2 separate regions of the Homo sapiens genome follow, and region 2 is linked to region 1. The links are chromatin contacts, found by Hi-C in ENCODE. All regions are on one chromosome and are shown on one strand. Each heading gives the region's core, a stretch centred on a gene start or an enhancer-like site at or near the end of the contact. The rest is flanking DNA. Distances are from core to core; before and after follow the strand shown. Region 1 holds the start of ASXL2 (ASXL transcriptional regulator 2). Region 2 holds the start of TMEM214 (transmembrane protein 214).

Region 1 (2,700 bases), core at 17-2,516:
ATGCTGCCGTTTAATGCCCTATTACTTTTCTGCTGCACCCTCAACGATGTATGAACTTCACTATCTCCTGCCATTTCATTTCTGCATACAACATGCTTTTAATTTTTTCTTCTTAAAATATGGTAAAAGTTCTCACTAATCCTCAATATTCCACTTTTTAAAATCTACCTCTAAATTTCGTCATAACACAATTAGGGGGAAAATTGTTTTGCCCACTAATTACAACTTCATTAGGGCACCATCCCTTTGGCTAGGGTAACGTGAAGGCCGGGTAAACTACACGTCCCACCATGCATTGCTGCCTTGTTCAGAGTAGGTCTCTACGGAAACAGGAAAAAAAAAAATTCTACAAGTCCCACCTGTTACTTCGTTTCTAAACACCTCCTGCACTTTCGGCTCCAACACCAAACAAAAACAAAAGCCTCGTGATCTCTCGTCTGCTCCGGGAGCCAGACAAACAGGGGGCCCGGGGTCACAGGCACGTCCGCTGTAACGGGTAAATTCTATCCAGCTCCAGCGCTCCCCTCTCCTTTCCGGGGCTGGATGCACGCACAAGCCTTCTCCTATCTGCATCCAATGGGGGCTCTCCAGCCGCACAAGGGAGAAGAACCGGTTACCGTGCAAGCACCACAGACTTCCCCGTGCCGGGGCGAGGGCTACCACAGAGCGGAGGTGATATCGGCTCGACCCCAAAAGACAGCCTCAAAACACTGAGAGGACTCGCCGCAGACGCCGAGGGACGCCACGGCCCCGCGGCTATCACGTTCCGCCGGGCGCCTCCATTCCCACAGGGATCGCAACCCCGACACTAACCGCCGCCCTCTCCGCGCGGTTTTGTGCCCCTTCAGCCGGGTCCCTGGGCCAGTGACCTCCCTTTCCCTGCGACTGGCGGGCGACAAGGGAACAAAATCCTCCCGGCCTTCCCCTTCGCTCCCTCCCCCTTACCGTCTTGGCGGCCTCCGCCCAGGTCCTGCCCTTCTTCCTACGTCCCTTTTCCCTCATGTCGGGTCTTGAACTGACTGGGAGGCTCCCGTGTCCGGGCTCCGGCCGCCCTCCCTGCCTGCTCTGCCCTGCGCTGCTTTTCCCGCGGTGCCGGGAAAGGTGGGAGAAAAGGGAAGTCAGACCGGGGGGGCACCCAAGCAGAGGAAGCGGCGGGGGTGGTGCGCGGGGGGGTCTATGGGGCGGCCGGTCCTCTTGCTGCCGTTGCCACTGCTACCGCCGCTGCCATATTGGGTTCTTACTGTACAGGCTGCCGCTACGGTCATGTGACCGCTCCCGCGCGGCCGTCACTACTGTACGCAGCCGGCCGCGCGAACGAGCGCGGGCGCGCCCCCGCCTCCCAAGCCCGGCCGCTGAGCTATCGAGCCGGCGGTCTGCGGTACCTCGCCACGCCCCCGCCCTTCCGGTCTCCGCCTCTCCGCAGGAGCATGCGCGCCAAGGAGGCCCCGGCAGTAGCTGTAGTCTGACGCCTGGCGCTCACACCTACAGCGAATATCTGCCTGCGGAAGCGGAACCTGTGCCATCCGGGAAAGCTTACTGAGCGGATCCCGCCTCTTGCGAGGCGCTGCACAGGCTGTGTAGACCTGGGGAGCTGAACTCTTCCCTCAGTGGGTGGCTCTGCCAACTATCACTTTAGATCAGCCCTGCGTTTGTGTTTTCTCATTTATTTGCATTTTTACAGAGGTTATCTTTTTGAAGATAGGCAACAATTCTCGTCTGCCTATTAACCCCATTCGATAGGCGAAGCAACTGAGATTGAGTGACTTGCCAAGCTCATAAGTCTGGGATGTAGAGAAACCAAAAATCAAATTGCCAGCTCAGAGCCCTTTCCATCTCCCCAGAATGCCTCAAACTTAGGTGACTTTGTTTTTAAGGCCACCAGTAACTGCATCCATGCTTTTACATGTGAAGCTACTCATCAATGACAGAAATGGTGTCTTCTTTATTTCGGTGAGCTCAGTCCCTAGCATAGTGCCTGTACATATCAGGCGCCCAGTAAATATTTGCTGAATGATTCACCTATTTCTGTGGTCAGAGACCATTATTTGTAGTATCCGTAACAGCTTTCTGAAAGATCCAGAATGTGGCATCTTCTCTTACATCATCTACACCTTGATACCTTGCAAAGTAAGAAGAATGTAGTAACAACTGCTGATCTCCCAAATCCACCTGCTTCCAGAAGCTGCTTCCAAACAATCCAGTAAACTTACTATAGTGTGAAATAGGACTGAGGATTGGATTGCCTCTTGGGAGGAAAGACAGGTGAGAGCAATACTTAAAGTTTATGGATGCGTTTCAGAAATTCATGGACTCCCTAAAATTATGAACTATATTTTGTGTGTTATATGTGAATTTTTTAAGAGGATTCATAACTTTTCCTCCATTTTTCAAAAAGGATCTGTTGTGCAAAAAAAAAAGAGAAAAAGATATTAAAGGGAGTTTGAGAGGCCATCTAGAAGTATCTAGATACTTCCTTATATTTCCGTTCAGTCATGGATCAAACAGCCTATTTCAGCAATTGATATGGATATATTTTCCCAAATGTCTTTGGTAATTCATAGCCTTATGCATTACACAGGTAGTATGTACCACCTCCCTCCAAAGCTTATGTCTGTAGTCTAAGAAGGCCTTCTCGCCAGGTGCGGTGGCTCACGCCTGTAATCCCAGCATTTTGGGAGGCTGAGGTGGTCAGATCACTTG
Region 2 (2,700 bases), core at 160-2,659, 1.2 Mb after region 1:
TAAGTCACTTTGATTTTATCTTCCCTCATTCTCCTCTGCTGGCATGCTTCAAGGTTCTGAAGGCTCCCAGGATACTAACACCCTCCACGTGGATGTCTGAGCAGGAACCTGTCTGCAGATGCCTCAAGTCTGGGGCTCTCCATCGCTTCCCTGACACATCTGGAACTTGGGATTGACTCTTATGGTGGGAGGCAGAGCCTGTTCTTTCTCATTGCCTGGAAGGGGAAACCCGGCCCTGGCTGTCCCAGACCCCCAGACTTTTCTCAGCCTCCCATGAGAAGAACTCAGAGGCCAGGAGCGGTGGCTCACTCCTGTAATCCCAGCACTTTGGGAGGCTGAAGAGGGTGGATCACTGAGCCCAGGAGTTTGAGATCAGCCTGGGCAACACAGCAAAACCCAGTCTCTACAAAAAATACCAAAGATTAGCCGGGGGTGGTGGTGGGTCAGGTGATCCGTGGTGGGGGATCACCTGAGCCCTAGAAGTTGAGGCTGCAGTGAGTCGTGATCGCGCCACTGAACTCCAGCCTGGGCGACAAAGCAAGATCCTGTCTCAAAAAAAAAAAAAAAAATTATTCTCCATTCTCCACCTCCTACCCCAGCTCCCCAACACTCTGCCCTTTCCTCAAGCCCCCATCCTCTTCCTTGTTCTTTGGCAATAGATTTGTATAGCCCATTAAACCCGAGGTTTAATCACTAGCAACAGTAAAGCCAGCACTTTCCTAGAAGGAAGGAAGCATTTAATCTTCAATCTCTCCCTAGATATGAGGAGCACTACTTCCCTTCCATCCTTCCAGCTCTACGAGAAAGGAAAGAAAAACAGTGGCCGGGCGCCGTGGCTCACGCCTGTAATCCCAGCACTTTGGGAGGCTGAGGGGTGGGGGTGGGGTGGGTCACTTTAGGTCAGGAGTTCGAGACCAGCCTAGCCAACATGGCGAAACCCCGTCTCTACTAAAAATACAAAAATTAGCTGGGCTTGGCAGCGGGAGCCTGTAGTCCCTGCTACTCGGGACGCTGAGGCACGAGAGTCGCTTGAACCTGGGTGGCGGAAGTTACAGTGAGCTGAGATCGCGCTACTGCACTCCAGTCTGGGCGACAGAGCGCGGCCCTGGCAATCAATCAATCAATTGATCAATAAAGGAAAGAAAAACAGAAACAGTTCTACCAAGTCTCTCAATGCCGTGGCCTTCACATCGACGCTCAATGAACGTTCTCAGAAGGGAATCTCCTCTCCTCCCGGCCTCTTCGCCTGGGCGGGGGCCGCAGGCTGCCGCGGAAGCCTCTTCCCGATGCTCTTCGCTCAGGAGAGCCCGGCCCAGGAGAGGGACTACAAGTCCCAGGCTGCCTTGCGGCGGGCGCCGGGCGCCGGGCGCGCGGTCCTGCGAGGAGACGTGGCAGAGTGCGGCGCGCTCGCGCCGGACCGGAAAGCCGGGGAAGTGGCCGAGGAGGGAGGGCTGCGAGCCATGGCGACCAAGACGGCGGGCGTGGGGCGGTGGGAGGTAGTGAAGAAGGGTCGGCGGCCTGGGGTCGGCGCCGGCGCCGGCGGCCGAGGAGGCGGCAGGAACCGCAGGGCGCTCGGGGAAGCAAACGGAGTGTGGAAATACGACCTGACCCGTGAGTACCCGCCCTGCCCCGCCGCCTACCCCAGGCCTGTCCGGCAGGGTCGCAGCGAGCGGCTCCCAGAACCTGGGCGCGAGCTCGCAGGCACATCCCCGAGCGCCACGCTTGCGTTGTCTCTTTGGAGCCTCACGGGAGGCAGACAGCTCCAGGGAAGGTTGCGGTCCTCACCTCCCAGATGAGTAAACTGAGGCCCAGTGAAGTTGGATACCTTGGCCAGGGTCATGTGTCAGAGGGGCTAGGATTCCGGTCCTCAGACTCTCAGTTCACTGCACACACTCTCCCAGCTGCCCAGGGCCCTAGCTGGTCTCTCTGGGCAGGTGTCTGAGCTTTGAAGAGGTACTGTGGATCATTATACACGGTGCCCCCTCTTTAAGTAACCAGCAGGTCATGGAGGAAGGGACAGGAGGCCCAGCAGTGGGAGAAATGACCGCCACACACTCAACACTCACCAGGAATTATAAGTGACACCTGGTTCTTCCACTGAGGAGTGGAGAAAGATTGCCACTTGTTGATTATAGAGTTGTCATGTCGGAACCAAGAGGCGTTAGGGTAGGACCAAGATGGAAAAAGCTTGTCTTCCCAGACTAGTAGCCACTCACTGAATAAGGCAAACCTCTATATCCAACCTCTCTGCTTGTTCCTACATACTCTGATTTGTCTAATGAAGAACTGCCCCATCTTTATGAAAGAGCCCATAGACTCAAGAGCTGTAATGAAAGAAGCTACCAGGAGAACAGCCTGCCCTGCTCCTTAAGCAGTCCAAGAGGAAGGGGCTTTGAGACAGGCTCTTCCCTGGAGATGAATTAGGTGGCAGTGTGGGGAAAGGGACCACTGATAGGTGAGGCCTTGGGGACTCAAGGGTGGCCTGCCTTTCTCTACCTATCTTCACCCCAGCTGCAATCCAGACCACAAGCACCCTTTATGAGCGGGGCTTTGAGAATATCATGAAGCGGCAGAATAAGGAGCAGGTCCCACCCCCTGCTGTGGAACCTAAGAAACCAGGGAACAAGAAGCAGCCAAAGAAGGTGGCAACTCCTCCCAACCAAAACCAGAAGCAGGGCCGCTTCCGCAGCCTGGAGGAAG

Evidence for each region. A loop is a pair of places that touch in the nucleus more often than their neighbours do. Pooled maps may share reads with other maps.
Region 2: a map of naive thymus-derived CD4-positive, alpha-beta T cell shows a loop between it and region 1 (11-fold over the local background). The contact joins the promoter of TMEM214 here to the promoter of ASXL2 in region 1. A Hi-C loop is called at or near these places in 1 of 168 maps with a recorded cell type or tissue (naive thymus-derived CD4-positive, alpha-beta T cell), 2 of 37 single-sample maps with no recorded cell type and 11 of 50 pooled maps.

Annotation. Positions count from the first base shown.
Region 1 is chr2:25,877,221-25,879,920 of GRCh38, forward strand. ASXL2 (ASXL transcriptional regulator 2) reads right to left here and starts at 1,267. Exons shown (of 13, transcript NM_018263.6): 1 at 946-1,267. The coding sequence starts at 1,002. RefSeq lists an enhancer at 327-376 and a silencer at 1,287-1,446.
Region 2 is chr2:27,031,556-27,034,255 of GRCh38, forward strand. TMEM214 (transmembrane protein 214) reads left to right here and starts at 1,410. Exons shown (of 17, transcript NM_017727.5): 1 at 1,410-1,611; 2 at 2,512-2,700. The coding sequence starts at 1,461. RefSeq lists an enhancer at 1,033-1,322.